2 separate regions of the Homo sapiens genome follow, and region 2 is linked to region 1. Evidence: chromatin loops called from intact Hi-C (ENCODE). Cell type or tissue: Caco-2. All regions are shown on one strand. Links, peaks and the distances in the headings refer to the core of each region. The heading gives the core; the rest is flanking DNA. Region 1 overlaps EVA1C (eva-1 homolog C). Region 2 overlaps CFAP298-TCP10L (CFAP298-TCP10L readthrough).

What was found. Hi-C counts contacts between places; a loop is a spot of excess contacts. Peaks named below come from ENCODE experiments on the same cell type or tissue, not always from the same donor. Only the 100,000 strongest peaks of a DNase experiment are listed, where the experiment ranks them.
Region 2: it touches region 1 in a loop (11-fold over the local background); 1 of 110 quality-filtered maps calls a loop at or near these places.

The regions. Positions count from the first base shown.
Region 1 is chr21:32,429,312-32,437,429 of GRCh38, reverse strand. All of the region lies in intron 1 of EVA1C (eva-1 homolog C), which reads right to left. Among named protein-coding and RNA genes, the nearest start is that of EVA1C, 21 kb to the right of the region's middle. In Caco-2, for the core only: no CTCF peak of the experiment used is centred there; a DNase peak (open chromatin) is centred at 4,029.
Region 2 is chr21:32,589,473-32,597,590 of GRCh38, reverse strand. All of the region lies in intron 5 of CFAP298-TCP10L (CFAP298-TCP10L readthrough), which reads left to right. Among named protein-coding and RNA genes, the nearest start is that of TCP10L, 8.0 kb to the right of the region's middle. In Caco-2, for the core only: no CTCF peak of the experiment used is centred there; a DNase peak (open chromatin) is centred at 4,470.

The DNA.
Region 1 (8,118 bases), core at 1,970-6,969:
TGATGGACTGGAGAGACCCTTGAAGAAATCAGGGTACAGGCAGTCCTCCGGGGGAGAAATGAGGAAGGTGCCAACTGAGACCACAGCAGTGGGGAAGGGTGTGAGAGGGATGGAAATTGAGATGAACTCATGGGTGTTTGGCCTGTGCAGTCACACAGGGCCCCATGCTGAGAGGGACCCGGAGCTTGGCTTAATGCTCTGCTGTTACTGTCTTAAAATTCCTCCTCATTTTATGTTTGAATCTATGTTTGTTTTGTTTTGTTTTGTTTTGAGAAAGAGTCTCGCTCTGTCGCCCAGGCTGGAGTGCAGTGGTGCCATCTCGGCTCACTGCGACCTCCACCTCCCAGGCTCAAGTGATTCTCCTGCCTCAGCCTCCCAAGTAGCTGGGACTACAGCCACCCGCCACCACGCCCGGCTAATTTTTATATTTTTAGTAGAGAGTGGGTTTCACCATATGGGCTAGGCTGGTCTTGAACTCGTGACCTCAAGTGATCTGCCCACCTTGGCCTCCCAAAATGCTGGGATTACAGGCATGAGCCACTGCACCCAGCCTGAATCTATGTTTTATCAGTAAAATCCAACAGGGCAATAGAACATGTGCGTGGGCAGACGAGACACCAGCAACAATATGAGTTACCACCACACTCCCCATGGCGTGTCTGCCGTGCCCTGAGCATAGAATCTTGGGGGGTCCGCAGTGCATGGGAGCCCAGCAAGGCTCCAAGTGGGCATAAGGGAAGCCTACTATGTCCACAACGGAGTCTGCGAGAGATGCTGACAGCACCAAGAGGTTGCACTTTCCCTTATTATAGAATCAGAATTGAAAACCAAGTCAATGGCATTCTAAGAAACAGGAACAAACAAGGAACTCTCTCCCAGCCTTTTCTACTCATCTGATTCCCTGTAGTAGCCAACCACTTCCACTGGAAATGATGACATAGGAGAAGCAAAGATAGCAGAGTCATAGTTATTTTTCCTTTCAATTCTTCCTTACACATCAGTAAGCCAAAGGTAGAGAGTGGTGGTTGATTGTATAGGTGTGAAAAAGTGAAACAAAAACAATTGAATGGCCAGGTGTGGTGGCTCATGTCTGTAATCCCAGCATTTTGGGAGGCCGAGGCGGGTGGATCACAAGGTGAGGAGTTCGAGAACAGCCTGGCCAACATGGCGAAACCCCGTCTCTATTAAAAATACAAAAATTAGGCGGGTGTGGTGACGGGCTCCTGTAATCCCAGCTACTCAGGAGGCTAAAGCAGGAGAATGGCTTGAACCCAGGAGGCAGAGGTTGCAGTGAGCCGAGATCTCACCACTGCACTCCAGCCTGGGCAAGAGAGCAAGACTCCGTCTCAGGCGAAAAAACAAAAACAAACAAACAAACAAACAAAAAACAGCTGAATTAGTTTCCTGCAACGTCTCACTGTTTCTGTGAGGCAAAAAAAACCCACATGCAAAGTACAAATTATGTCATTTCTGTGATTCCACATTTGAGTCCAATGTTCCTATTTAAATCTGGCATTGCACAATGTAAAGAGGAACAGTATAATCCATGCTAGTAATTTAAAATGTGAATTTTTCTTTACTTAGAAGGACATTAAATAACAAATGACAGTATCATGATAAATTGAGACACAGAGACCACAGAAGAAAGAAAATGCTTTATATGTTAGTACTTCAGCAGTGCTTTTCCTCTGATTTTTGAATAAGGGGGCCCATGTTTTCATCTTGCACTGGGCCTTGCAAATTCTGCAGCTGGTCCTGACTGTAAAGACAGGGATTTAGCCATAAAATCAGCAGGGGTTGGTCGTGGGCATATAGAGGATTTAGGCATGGCTGCAGGGTTTTCAGCCAGTGGTACCGTTGGCTGGGAAATCTAGGAAATCCAGCCCTGAAGGACAGGCATTGTGAATCTGTTGTGGATGGGCTGAGCCTGCAGTGGCCATGGGGCATCCTGCCTGGGAGGAGGGCGAGCAGCAATTCATCAGCACAGGTGGTGGCTGAGGCTCAGGAGGGGCTACTGAGGCAGGAACTGTGGGGCAGGGATGCTGGGGAAGGCAGACATTTAGGAGATGGGACAACAGCTGGGTATGGTGGCTCACACTTGTAATCCCAGCTACTCAGGAGGCTGAGACAGGAGGGTAGCTCGAGGCCAGGAGTTCAAGATCAGCCTGCACAACATAGCGAGACCCCATTTCCCCCCCACAAAAAAAATTAATAAAATGTAAAAATACAAAAAAAGAGATGGGACAACAAAGAAGGCCTCATAAAGGAGATGGAGAGGAAGGGGACAGGAGGAAAGGGGAGAGCAAAGGTGATAGCCAGAAGCAGGCATGAGAGGTTCCCTAGAGTGGGGTTTTATTATCTCAAGTGACCATGAGCAAATTACTGAACCTGTCTGTGCTGCAGACATCATGGATAAAACGAAGATAAAATGAAGACAATAACAACAGCACTTATGGGCAGGGAGGTTGTGGTGAAGATTAAATGAAGAGTTTATATGGGAAGGGCTCAGAATGCTGCTGTATTAAATGCCTCGGGCTGCTATAACAAGGTACCACAAGCTGGGTGGCTTAGAACTACAGAAATGCATCGTCTCACACCTGCAGGCCAGAAGGCTGAGATGAAGGCATTGTCAGGGCCACGCTCCATCTGAGGATGCTAGGGAAGGATCTCCCTCCCAGCTTCCTCCAGCTCCTTAGCTTGTGGCAGCATAAGTCCAATCTTCATGTGGCCTTCTCCCTGTGTGCATCTGTGTCCAAAATTTCCCCTTTCCATATCTATATCTATATATATATAAAATTTTATTTATTTATTTATTTATTTATTTATTTATTTATTTTTTGAGACGGAGTCTCGCTCTGTCGCCCAGGCTGGAGTGCAGTGGCGCTATCTCGGCTCACTGCAAGCTCCTCCTCCCGGGTTCATGCCATTCTCCTGCCTCAGCCTCCCGAGTAGCTGGGACTACAGGTGCCCACCACCATGCCCGGCTAATTTTTTGTATTTTTAGTAGAGACGGGGTTTCACCATGTTAGCCAGGATGGTCTTGATCTCCTGACCTCGTGATCCGCCCATCTCGGCCTCCCAAAGTGCTGGGATTACAGGCATGAGCCACCACGCCCGGCCTATTTATTTATTTTGAGACAGAATCCTGCTCTGTCACCCAGGCTGGAGTGCAGTGGTGCGATCTTGGCTCACTGCCACTTCCGCCTCCCGGGTTCAAGCAATTATCCTGCCTCAGCCTCCCAAGTAGCTGGGATTACAGGTGCCCGCCACTATGCCCAGCTAATTTTTTTGTATTTTTAGTAGAGACAGTTTTCACCATGTTGGCCAGGCTGGTCTTGAACTCCTGACCTCAAATGATCCACCCACCTCGGCCTCCCAAACTGCTAAGATTTCAGGTGTAAGCCACTGCGCCTGGCCTATTTTATTATTTTTTAACAGAGATGGGGGTCTTGCTATGTTGGCCAGGTTGGTCTTGAACCTTGGCCTCAAGTGATCCTCCCGCCTCAGCCTCCCAAAGTGCTAGGATTGCAGGCATGAGCCACTGCACCTGGCCAATTTCCCCTTTCCATAAGGACACCCATTATACTGGATAAAGCCCACTCTATCAACCTCATTTTAACTTGACTACCGTTGTAATGACTATCTCCAAATATGCCACATTTTGAGGTGCTGGGGGTCAGGACTCCAAGAAGTCTTTTGTGGGAGAGGGAATGCAATTCAACCCACAACAGTGCCCTGCTCTGTGAAATGTTCACCTTTATGAATATGACGACCTCCACGAGTTGTTTTCTTCAAAGGTATGAGGAAGAGACCAGTGAGGGACAACCTGAGGGTGGGGAACCTAAATTTGTTGTGGCCACAATCTCCACAACAACGCGATGTTTCTCCCGCAGCACTTAGCAGCCCAGGTGAAGGTAAATATAAGGAGAGGGAACAAAGACGAGGGAGTGACACATCCTGATAACGCGCCAGAGACAACCACAGGTAGAAATACTGATGGCAGCGAGGCAGACGGGGAACACTGCTCATTGCTCTGCCTGCCTCACTTTTGTTCAGGGAACACCAGGAGGCCTGAGATCCCAGGTGAACAGAAATCACCACCACCCTGTCTCGGCCCCAACCAACATACGCACAGGAGGCAAACCAAGTTTTGATCATTTATTAAAACAAATAAGAGGTTAATCTGTGGGTAAAAAGGCCTTGTTTGCCAGCAGCTCAGGGGATGCCTTCAAGCTGACTGGCGTTAGTGCACTTTGAAGTGGGAAGCATCACATGGGTTCTGGAGATAAGCAATAGATAAACAGCAGGAGTTACCAGAAGTGTCAAGCCAGGCATCACCTTAACAGAAATTATTCCTGGAGCTAATGTGGAAGTCATTAATCCCAAGAGAAAAGACAGAGGTGGGCGTGGTGGCTCATGCCTGTCATCTCAACACTTTGGGATGCCGAGGCGGGAGGATCCCTTGAAGCCAAGAGTTCAAGATCAGCCTGGGCAACAAAGTGAGACCTCGTCTCTACAGAAAACTAAAATAAATAAAATAAATCAGCCACATGCAGTGGTGCACACCTGTAGTCCCAGCTACTCAGGAGGCTAAGGCAGGAGGATCGCTTGAGCCCAGGAGGTCAAGGCTGCAGTGACCTATGATCACATCACTGCACTCCAGCCTGGGCAACAGAGCAAGACCCTGTCTCTAAAAATAAGAGAACAGAAGACAGATGAAGCACCTGCCAAGGGGGCCAAAACTGAGAAAAAGGGAATTGCTCTGTTTTAGATGAAGGATTACGGAACAACATTTTCAAGAGCAGCAACGAAAGACCTGCCTACCACAGTGTAGCCCTCAGCAAAACCACAAGTGGGCAGACTCTGACTCTCCCATGCCCCTCTCGCTAACCCCAAACCCCTTCTAGACAGAATGCTCTCCTTCCTCTTCATCCTAATGCCAGGAGCAACTTTGGTGGTGCGTTCCCTGGACCTGCCCCCTTTGCCAAAGCTCCAGGTTCCAGAGCCTTCCTTTCTTTCTTCTGTTCTGCTTTAAGGCTTGCTTACCCTGAGTTCAAGACCCTTACAGCCTTGTTAGATAAATGGCTACGGAAGATGATCAGTTAATCAGAGCAAGTATGGCTGATGACGGCTTCTGCAATATAAAGCAATGAACCTGCGCCCACCTTCACTGAATGATCAACATTCACTTTGGTGTAATGGGGTAAACCATCAGCATGTCCCTCCTGATGTGATGCACAGAGAAGAACATGATACCATTGCTGTGACAGTCCCACCCCAAATGCATAAGAATGTCACCACCAAGAAACATCAGCCAAATCCAAAGTAAGGGACATTCCATCAAATAACCATCTTGCGTTCTTCAAGAATACCAATACCATGAAAGATAAAGAAAAACTGAGGAGCTGTTCCAGGCTAAAAGGGACCTACAGAGACACAACAACTGAAAATAATTCATGATCTGGGATTATCTTTTGCTCCAATGTACACTATTGGGTTAACTGGCAAAATCTGAATGAGGTCCATACATTAGAAAACCGTATTGTAGCAGGGTTAGTTTCCTGATTTTGATCATTGCCTGGTTATATAAGAGAAAGTCCTTGTTATTAAGGAATACACAGGAATATTTAGGGGTAAAGGATAACTTATCTGCCACTTAGAAAATAATAAAGCAAATGGGGTAAAATGGTAGCACTGGGGAATCTCAGTGAAGGGTATAAAGGATGTCTTTGTACTATTCTTGCAACGCTTCTGTGTCTGGAAAAATAATAATAAATATTACATATTTAATAACTAAATAAATGAAAAAGCGTGCAATGTTTCTGCAGGTGTCAACCTTGGCGATGTAATAGGATCATCTCAGAAGCTCTGCATGAATATCAGTGCCCAGGCCCCAACCCAGAGATCCATAGTCAGTTAGCTGGGGGTGAAACTGCAGACATTGGCATGTGTGAAACACACCCCAAGGTCATTCTAGTGTGAATCCAGAATAATAAGCAGCCAGCTTAGCCCTTAGTGTCGTTGGGTGACAGGAAAGTTCTAGGCTGGGGACTTTCTGAGCCCCCCATGTCTGCTTGTTTTGAGATCTGATCTTGAGGGCAGCATGGTGACTCAAAACAGGAGCATAGTTGTGGGTCCAGTCTTGGTCCTTCCACTAATAAGATGGGAGACGTTGGGTCAGATCCCTTGCCTGTGCCAAGCCTGGGTTTTCTCAGCTGTGGAATGAGGTTAACCAGGAAGTGCCTCAGAGGCCAATGTGCATTCAAGAAAGAAGATGCCCAGCTCAGTAACTGATATGGTGTGGCTGTGTCCCCACCCAAATCTCTAATTGTAGTTCCCATAATCACCACATGTTGTGGGAGGGACCTAGTGGGAGGTAACTGAATCATGGGGTGGGTCTTTCCCCTGCTGTTCTCATGACGTTGAATAAGTCTCACAAGATCTAATTTTTTTTTTTGAGACCAAGTCTCACTCTGTTGCCGAGGCTGGAGTGCAGTGGTGTGATCTCAGCTCACTGCAACCTCCGCCTCCTCGGTTTAAGCAATTTTCGTGCCTCAGCCTCCCGAGAATCTGGGACAACAGGCATGAGCCATCACGCCTGGCTAATTTTTGTATTTTTATTAGAGATGGGGTTTCAACATGTTGGCCAGGCTAGTCTCAAACTCCTGATCTCAGGTGATCCACCCGCCTTGGCTTCCCAAAGTGCTGTGATTAGAGGTGTGAGCCACTGTGCCCTGCCTGATCTAATGGTTTTATAAAGGGGAGCTCCCCTGCACAAGCTCTCTTGCCTGCTGCCATGTAAGATGTGACTTTGCTCCTCCTACACCTTCTGCTATAATCATGAGGCCTCCCCAGTCACGTGGATCTGTGAGTCCATTAAACCTCTTTTTCTTTACAAATTACCCAGTCTCAGGTATGTCTTTATTAGCAGAGTGAGAATGGACTAATACAATAACCCTTACATCCCCGGACCCCAAAATGGAGTTGCCACAGGATGGCAGTCTGAAACCCTTGTGATGTCCAGCTGCAGAAAGGAATTTGGATGAGTAGGGCTGGCCAACTTCTGGTATTGCTGGCGGGTCCTGTCATTATGTGGGTGACTCCTTGCACCCCTGGCCCTTCACAGGACTAAATTCTGGGAGGGTTCTTGGGAAAGGGGCTAGAGAAGGCGAGAGGGCACCAGTCTTCTTCCAGGCAGTAAGAAGGCAAGCTGGAGAGGCCAAGCTCCCATGTAAACTGAGGCACCTCCACTGGCCCCTTTGTGAGGCATGCTTGACCTGGGTTTTATGGAAAGAAAGTGCCCTCACCAAAGGGTGCTAAACAAGGCCCCAAGCTCCACGCCTGATCCCAGGTGCCCCCCTCTGCCCTGCCCTAGTCTCACCTAAAGCTGTACTGCCCAGAGTCGTGGCCTCAGGCCACACATGGCTACTGGGCACTTGAGATGTGGCCATCTCAATGGAGATATGCTGTTAGTGTAAAATATACACTAGATTTCCAAGCCTTCATAAGCAAAAAAAAGAGAACATAAAATATCTCATTAAGAATTTTTAAGTATTCATTAATGTTGAAATAATAATATTTTGAATATATTGGTTAAATAAATTTACTAGGAGAATTCATTTCACCCCTTTTACTTTTTCTAATGTGGTGACTAAATTATTTAATATTACACATGTGGATTACATTATATTTCTATTGGACAGCTCTGTTCTAAAGTCTGCACATTGTCCTTTTGTGGCTTATTTCCCTGATAATTTTATTAAAATTAAATTGAGGGGCCAGGTGTAGTGACTCATACCTGTAATCTCAGCATTTTGGGAGGCCGAGGCAGGTGAATTACCTGAGGTCAGGAGTTTGAGACCTGCCTGGCCAACATGGTGAAACCCTGTCTCTACTAAAAATACAAAAATTAGCTGGGTGTAGGGGTGCGTGACTATAATCCCAGCTACTCAGGAGGCTGAGGCAGGAGAATCACTTGAATCCTGGAGGCAGAAGTAGCAGTGAGCCGAGATCACACCACTGCACTCCAGCCTGGGGGACAAGAGCAAAAATCCATCTCTAAATAAATAAATAGAAAAATAAAATTGAGGGCCAGGCACGGTGGCTCACGCCTGAAAT
Region 2 (8,118 bases), core at 1,615-6,614, 160 kb before region 1:
TGGTGACCATGGCTGCTTGTGGTTAAAACTCTAGGGGGCCTGGAGGATGGGCTGGGAGGGAGTCACGGTTCACAGGATGGTCTTTTGTACCTTTGAAATCCACCTATTCAAATAAATGCAAAACCAGTTGCAGTACAGCCACGTCCACGGCAGCATGATTCACAATAACTCAAACGTGGAGGCAACCCAAGTGCCCATCCACAGATGAATGAGTCAACAAGAGGATGAATGAGTCAACAAGAGGTGGTGTATCCGTACAATGGAATATTATTCAGCCTTACAACGGAAGGGAATCCTGACACATGCTCCAACAGGGATGAACCTTGATGACATTACACTGAGTGAAATAAGCCAGATACCAAATGACAAATACTGTAAGATTCCACTTATACGAGGTTCCTAGAGTAGTCAGATCCAGAGACAAAGCAGAATGATGGTTGTTAGGGGCTGGGGACAGCAGGGAAGGATGGAGAGTTACTGTTTAATGGGTATAGAGTTTAAGTTTGAGAAGATAAAAACATTCTGGAGATGGATGGTGCTGATGGTTGCACAAGAATGTGAGTATCACTGAACTCTACACTTAAGAGTTTTTAGTTTTTAGTTTTAGCTGGGTTTGGGGTCCCAGGCCTCAGGCCTCACCTGCTGCCTCAGGATCTCCAGGGCCCTCCCAGATCACAGACCTAACAGATCTTAGGACAATTGGCCCAGGGTCATCAGCGCAATTGATGCAGCTCCCTCCCTCTCTTGTAGGACATTTTCATGGATGTTGGCATTTGGTATCAGAGCAGCTGAAGTTATTATGCATTTTCAGTGTATGTATTTATGTAGATAGTGGTACGCTCTTTTAATTTTTTTTTTTTTTTTTTTTTTTTGAGACAGAGTCTCAATCTGTCACCCCCCAGGCTGGAGTGCAGTGGTGCGATCTCGGCTCACTGCAATCTCTGCCTCCCGGGTTCAAGCAATTCTCTGCCTCAGCCTCTCAAGTAACTGGGATTACAAGCACCCCCCACCATACCTGGCTAATTTTTGTATTTTTAGTAGAGATGGGGTTTCACCATCTTGGCCAGGCTGGTCTTGAACTCCTGACCTCATGATCCACCCACCTCAGCCTCCCAAAGTGCTGGGATTACAGGCGTGAGCCACCGTGCCTGGCCATGATAGTGGTACACTCTTAAATGTTTAACAATAGCTTTCCCAAAATACATGTGCATATAAATACAGATGTAAGTTTGTTATAAATTTTGCTGATATCAAGGATATGTAGCATACAGCTTACAAGTAATAAGATATGCTGCACTCTCTATCATGAACTCCACATAACCAATTGATGCTCACAGAATGTTTTTGCTGATTTTTGTTGAAACACGATTTGACTAATCTAATTATATAGCAACCTGCTAACTCTTTTCCCTATACATTTATTTTCCTTAATCTGATTTGTGATGTAAACTATTTTCACCCTTGTATATATTACATACAAAACTGAAACCTCTTTCAGTTTCAGCACCGGACACCACCCACATGTGAGACTCCATAGTGAACATTTTCTCCATCACTTTCTTTTTCTTTTTTTTCTTTTTGAGACGGAGTCTCACTCTGTTGCCCAGGCTGGAGTGCAGTGGCGCGATCTCGGCTCACTGCAAGCTCCGCCTCCCGGGTTCACGCCGTTCACCTGCCTCAGCCTCCCGAGTAGCTGGGACTACAGGCACCTGCCACCAGGCCCGGCTAATTTTTTTGTATTTTTAGTAGAGACAGGGTTTCACTATGTTAGCTAGGATGGTCTTGATCTCCTGACCTCATGATCCGTCTGTGCTTCTGGAGCCTCTGGAGCATGTCTCCTGACGCCTGGAAAACAGCTACCCAGGGGCAGCGTCTGCAGGCACTGAGTCCAGCACAGGTTTCTGAGCTCCAGGCCACACAGAGTACGTCAGAGCACCCTGCGTGGAGCAGACGAATCCGCATCTGCAACGGGCTCCAAATACAACCCGCATCCCGACCCCGGGCACAGAGTTAGGGCCCAATAGAGCTGGGCCAGAACAGTTATTCATGGTCTTCAGAATTCATGTTTGTGAAATGCAGGGCCCATGTCTTGTAGGGGTAACAGGAGCAGTGTTTAGAGCAGAGCACAGGGCCTGTACCCATCAGGTGTTATTACTATGAGCTGCCTTTATTCGTGCTCAAGTTATTGAATGTGAACAAGTTTAGTGTCCAACACCGTGGAACAAGAAGTCCAACACCGTGATGCAGGATTCATCGAATGTGGGCGTCCCTCCTACCTCTCCACTGGCCCCTGTGACAGTCGATGCCTGACCTTACCTGTCAGTTCAATGTGTAAAAGCACAAAAGTAGATTCCTTGATTGTGCCAATGCCACAGAACAGAAGGGGGTGGTGCTGCAGGTTATTCCTGTGTTTCTAGGAAGGCAACAACTAGATAGAATCGAGCAGAATGGATTTCATCTAGTGCTTGATGGAAATAACAACCCCCACATGGCTTGTCATACACACAAAATGCAGAGAAATATGCAGCGTTCTGGAGTTTCCTGCACGCTGTCCCATGGGTTCCCCCATTTACTCTTCATACCAACTGGCTGATGGGTCATGGTCCCTGCAGATACAGGAACTGAGCTCAGAGAGAGGCCGTGTCTTCTGCAAGACCCCCGGCCAATGAGAGGGACTCAGGCCTGAGCACAGGTTTCTGAACCAGAGTCTCGCCTCTCACCTCCTCAAACCTCCCTGCTTCCCTTCCCACCAAGTTATAATTGAGTGATTGTGCATCCCGATTGTGGTCTTCCAAAGGCACTTAACGTGATCGCACTTTCCCCTTCAATTTCTCACCAGTTAGCTTGTAAATGACAAAGTCTGCCCCATGGAGAGAGCCTTCTTCAGATTTTAAGATAAAGACATCAGTAGTGCAATTAAAAAGATGAAGACAATGAAAATAATTATTTAGTAGGATAATAAACGGAATCTGGGCAGAGTCGTGCTGAGCAGCTATGAATTGCATCAGCACATAACGTACTGGCCGCAACTCACTGTGCAGAATGGCCAGGCCACAGGCTCGGGCTCCCCCGACACTCCACTTCCCATGGGCATTTTCCCCACTGGCCACTAACATCAGATGGGTTCACACTCATGAAAGACACTTGGTGCCAAGAAACAGGTGCCTGCAGGGCTGGTATGACATAGGGACTCTGTGGTGCAGTGTGTGTGGCTGGTTGGCGTATTAGCAAGGATGAGGACACAGGTGTCCAGTAAGGACTGCTTGAACGAAGGTCCTTGATTCACAGAACAGGAACTGTGCTGACCGCCTGCCCTCCTTTATCCCAAGAAGAACTCCAACTGACATCATTACACACAGCATGAAATCCAAACCTTGTCATCCTCATCACAACGTAAATAACATGTTTGTACCGCACTTTGTAATTTTTAAGTCACCTTGGCATATAAACATACATTGCTTTTACATAAACACCTGTGCATAAGGGGAGGATATATGTGTGTGTTGACAAAAGTCAGGTCTACAGGACATGGGGCTGGTTTTGGTAAACCCCCCTGGAGAAGGGCCTAGGTGTGAGCCCTGGCTCAACCCCCAGGTCAGCTACTTGTCTTCAGGTCTGATCCTGAAGCCAGCTTCCCACATCCCACCCTAAATGGTGTCAGGCATCCTGAGAGGAAAAGGCAGTGTGGGGCTCTCCCCGGCGGCGGGGGGCGGTGGGGGGGGAATCTGTTCCTAATCCAGAGCTCTGTGCACAGGGCCTTTGGGAGTCTGTGTGCCTGCTGTGGATGGGAGATCCTGCCCCTGTATCTTCCGTGGAGAGGGCACGTAGCTTTCGGCAGATGACAGACGCTGGAAGTGAATAACACCCCTCCTTTATTCAGTCTGAAAGTACTGTTTGCCTCACTAGAATTCTGTGTCATAAGAACCCCCAGACTTGCATGGCCTCACTGTGACAGCTGGATCTCAGCTCCCTGTGACCCCTCTGAGGCAGTCAAGGCAGGTGTCCTTATCCCCTTTGTGTCTGACGCCCCCAACAACCCTCAGGGTCAATGATTCACTAGAAGGATTCACAGAACGTTACTGTTTATTATAGCAAAAGGACACAGATTAAAATAAGCAAAGGAAAAAGGTGCTTGGGACACAGTCCAGGAGAGGCCAGCTGTGAGCTGCCCGCCGTCCTGACCTGAAGGAGACACCAGTGCACTTAATTCTGTCGGCAACAACTGTGCCAGTGTGCACATAACACCACCTGCCAGGGAAGCCCCCGAGCCTTAGGGTCCAGGGCTTCTCCTGGGAGCCGGTCACATAGGCCTGAATCATTCCGCTGGCTAATCCTAGTCACCCAGTCCAGCTATCCCAGAGGTCAAATTGATGTAGTGTGGCTCTAGGGTCCACATAAATCACTGTTAACATGAACTCCATGAACTCTTGGCCATGGCTGGAGGCCGCAGGTAAACGTAAACACTCTTATCAAGCAAGATAATCCAAGGGCTCAAAGGGTATCCTCTGGGAAGAAGGACAGGGCCAGACCTTTCTCTGAATGTGCAGGGTTTGGACACCCCAAGCCTGCTGAGTTAACCCTTTACCACACATCCTTGTGCAAATGAGGAGGCACACTAGGAAGTTTTTAATAGGCTTGCCCGAGGCTGGGCGCAATGGCTCACGCCTGTAATCCCAGCACTTTGGGAGGCCGAGGCAGGCAGATCACGAGGTCAGGAGATCGAGACCATCCTGCTTAACATGGTGAAACCTCGTCTCTACTAAAAATACAAAAAATTAGCCGGGCGTAGTGGCGGGCGCCTGTAGTCAGTCCCAGCTACTCAGGAGTCTGAGGCAGGAGAATTGCTTTAACCTGGGAGGCAGAGCTTGCAGTGAGCCAAGATAGCGCCGCTGTACTCCAGCCTGGGCAATAGAGTGAGACTCCTCAAAAAAAAAAAAAAAAAAAAAAAAAAAAGAGATAACAGCACAAACTGACCTCAGCATGGGCTGGGACGATCTCACGGCATCCGGGCGGGAAGTCTCAGCCAGGGAGTCGGGCTGGGGTGGTCTCTGGGCTTCGGGGCTGTAAGAGCCAGGGAGTCGGGCTGGGCCTCCGGACATGAGGCTCTGGACACAGCGTTTGCTCTTGAGACCAGGTGCCCCTTGGGCCCACTCAGATTTTATTTTTTTACAGATTTTTGCCACTTTCCAGGTGGTCGTTCTTTGTCCTCCTGAGCTTGGGCCTCGCTCCTTGGGACCCCTGGACCAGAACCCCAATCAGCTCAGGAACAGGCTTCTGGCAGATGAGCCCGGCGGCAGTGGAGCGAGAGATGCAGTGAGCAATGTGGCTCCATAAGCACAGTACAATGCATATCCTTTCAGCCACGTCTTTGTTTATTTCATTAGCTTTGCTTTATGAAATATTTCAAGAACTGGCATTGTGTGCAAGGCTCTAGAAGAATTTTTTGCATGTGTTTGATTTTAATTTTCTCTGTTTGCTTTTTAGTAATTAAGAGTAAAGTCAACCAAGAACATTTTACATTCTTTTTGTTTTCTTTCTAGACTTGCTAGGCCAGGAATTGAGGAAAGGAAACAGTACTTGGGAAGAATTTGCTAAGGAACAACTTAAAGTGGATTTTCCAATAATAGAAAATTGCATCTGGCTACACAGGGCACAGGTGCAGCTCCTTGGTGTAGATGGGCTACGGGGTCGTTTTGTCCACCCATAGGGAATATGTTTGTATCCTGTACAAAATGTGATCCTGTCACCTTGTCAGTGGCCTGAAGAGTTGCAGCAGGAAGAGGGTTGTTTTAAATTCTGATCGAAACAGACTTTCTGTGAGCCTGGATTCTGTGAGGTGCTGCCTGATTTCTCTCCAGCTCCAGGCCCTTGGATCCTGCATTTTAGGGACAGCCCCTCGTTTTTGTTTCTCTGGCTCGCGGCTGGCGTTTCTTCCCCAAGCTGTAATGCTCGATGAGTTGGGCCCTTGTGTGGTTAAGTGGTGGGTTCCTACAGGGGTCGGGAGGAGGGAGGTCAGGACAATTTTTAAATATTCCTTTTTCATGTATCTATAATCATACAACAACTGAAATGACACTGACACGTAAGTCCCCACAGTTTGGGAGGCTTAGGGAGAAAGAGACTGACTTGATACTCAGAAGGCAGAGAGGTGACATCTAGGGGAGGTGGGCCTGCCCCTCATATGCCCAAATCCCACAATAGAGAGCTTCACTATGGCAGAGGGAAGGAGAGAAGAGGAGCTGGTGGTCACAGAGGACCTCATTCAGGACTAGCTGGGCCCCTCAACCTGAGACCTTCCATGGGGTGGAGGAGTCAAGGGAGCATTTTAAATTATGCCCTAAACTAAAATATCTTGGCTACAGTAAACCAGACATTCTCCAGTACTGGAATCCTTGCCCCGTTCCGCTCTCCTCATAACTCCAATTACCCGATCTAACTTTTCCCCCTTGACTATCAACCTTGTGCAGCGAACTCTTCCTCTGTATCTTCAGTGCGCCGCTTATAGCTTGGCTTCGAGCCCACAGTTTCCGATGCCTCCTGCATTAGGGCACCTGGTCAGCCATGCCATAGACCCAGTGCATCCGAGAGGAGACTCTCCCCTCTGCGGGCTTCCCCACTGTGCAGCCACTCAGCCTCCTCCTTCCTCTCTGGCTGGAAATGTGAGACCCATCCTGGCTCAGATGCCCCTTCATCATCAGAGCCTCATCAATCTCTGGAACCTGCATTTCTGTCTGTGCAGAGTTAGTAGTGCTGGTTATTTCTTCATATTTCTGCTGCTTACTGTCAGCCATGTTTTCTTAAAGTGTTATTCTCGGCACCTCATCAGAGTAACTTGGGGCGCTTGTTAAAAATTCACATTCTCAGCCCGGGACTATTGAATCCGAATTTATACGGGTGAGGCCTAGAAATGCACATTTAAGAAGAGTTTCTGCCGTAACAAATTACCGACACGTAGTGGTTTAAAACAACAATCGTGTTCTCATACAGTTCTGTATGTCAGAATCCTGGCTGAGTCTCGTGGAGCTACAGCCCAGGCCTTGGCAGGCTCATTCGTTCTGGAGGCTGGAGGTGGGCTCTGCTTCCTTGCCCTTTCTGGGGCTGAGAGCGCCTCGGCTCCTGGTCCCTTCCTGTCTTCAGGCAGAGTGAGCCTCTTCAAACCTCTCCCCTCCCTCCCTCCCTCCCTTCTTTCCTTCCTTCTTTCCTTCTTTCTCTCTCTCTCTTTCTTTCCTCTTTCTTTCTTTTTCTTTCTCTTTCTCCTTCCTTCCTCCCTCTCTCCCTCCCTACCTCTCTCTTTCTTTCTTTCTTTCTTCTTTCTCTTTCTTTCTTTCTTTATTTCTTTTTCCTTCTTTTTCAGACATTGTCTCACTCACTCACCCAGGCTGGAGTCCAGTGCCACAATCTCAGCTCACTGCGGCCTCTGCCTCCTGGGCTCAAGTGATCCTCCCACTCCAGTCTCCCGACTAGCTGATTTTGTCCCATGATTTTGTAGTATTTCAAGACCAGTATTATGAATATTAGTTTTCATTTTTCTGGCAACTATTTAGTTCTGGCTAACAGAGCACTGACTGGATAAGTATCAGGTCACAAAATATTTACCATGGGTTCATATGATGTGGTAAACTTGTGTCTTTCATGGGGGCTTTTAGCTAAAGCAGTAATTAGAGGTATTGTAAGATGAACCCCTTAGCTAATTGCAAGCTGTACCTGACGTCTCCCATGAAGACAAGCAGCCAGATCCTGAAATTCATGACTGATGACTTGTGAAAGTCTAACGCATATTCTGCAATGATGTGCCATGGGCCTCTGCCATTTCACCTCACCATCACGCCACAAATTAGTACTCACAGCTGAGAGTTTAGACCTAAAAGGGGCAATAAAATTGAGTTCAAATACTGTATTAAGGGACTTGCCCAAAATTACATAATTATTTTGTGTAAAGTCCAAATTATACAAATCCTCAGATTCCGAGGTCGGGGTTTCTTTTCCTGTAACATGTTCCTTCAAATATGGCTGTATCCATGTTTCATATCAAGCAGATCCGAGAAAAATTATGAATAATCAGATAGCATAATGTGGACACAGGGTCACGAGCAATAAAGGGTTCTTATAGAGCTATTA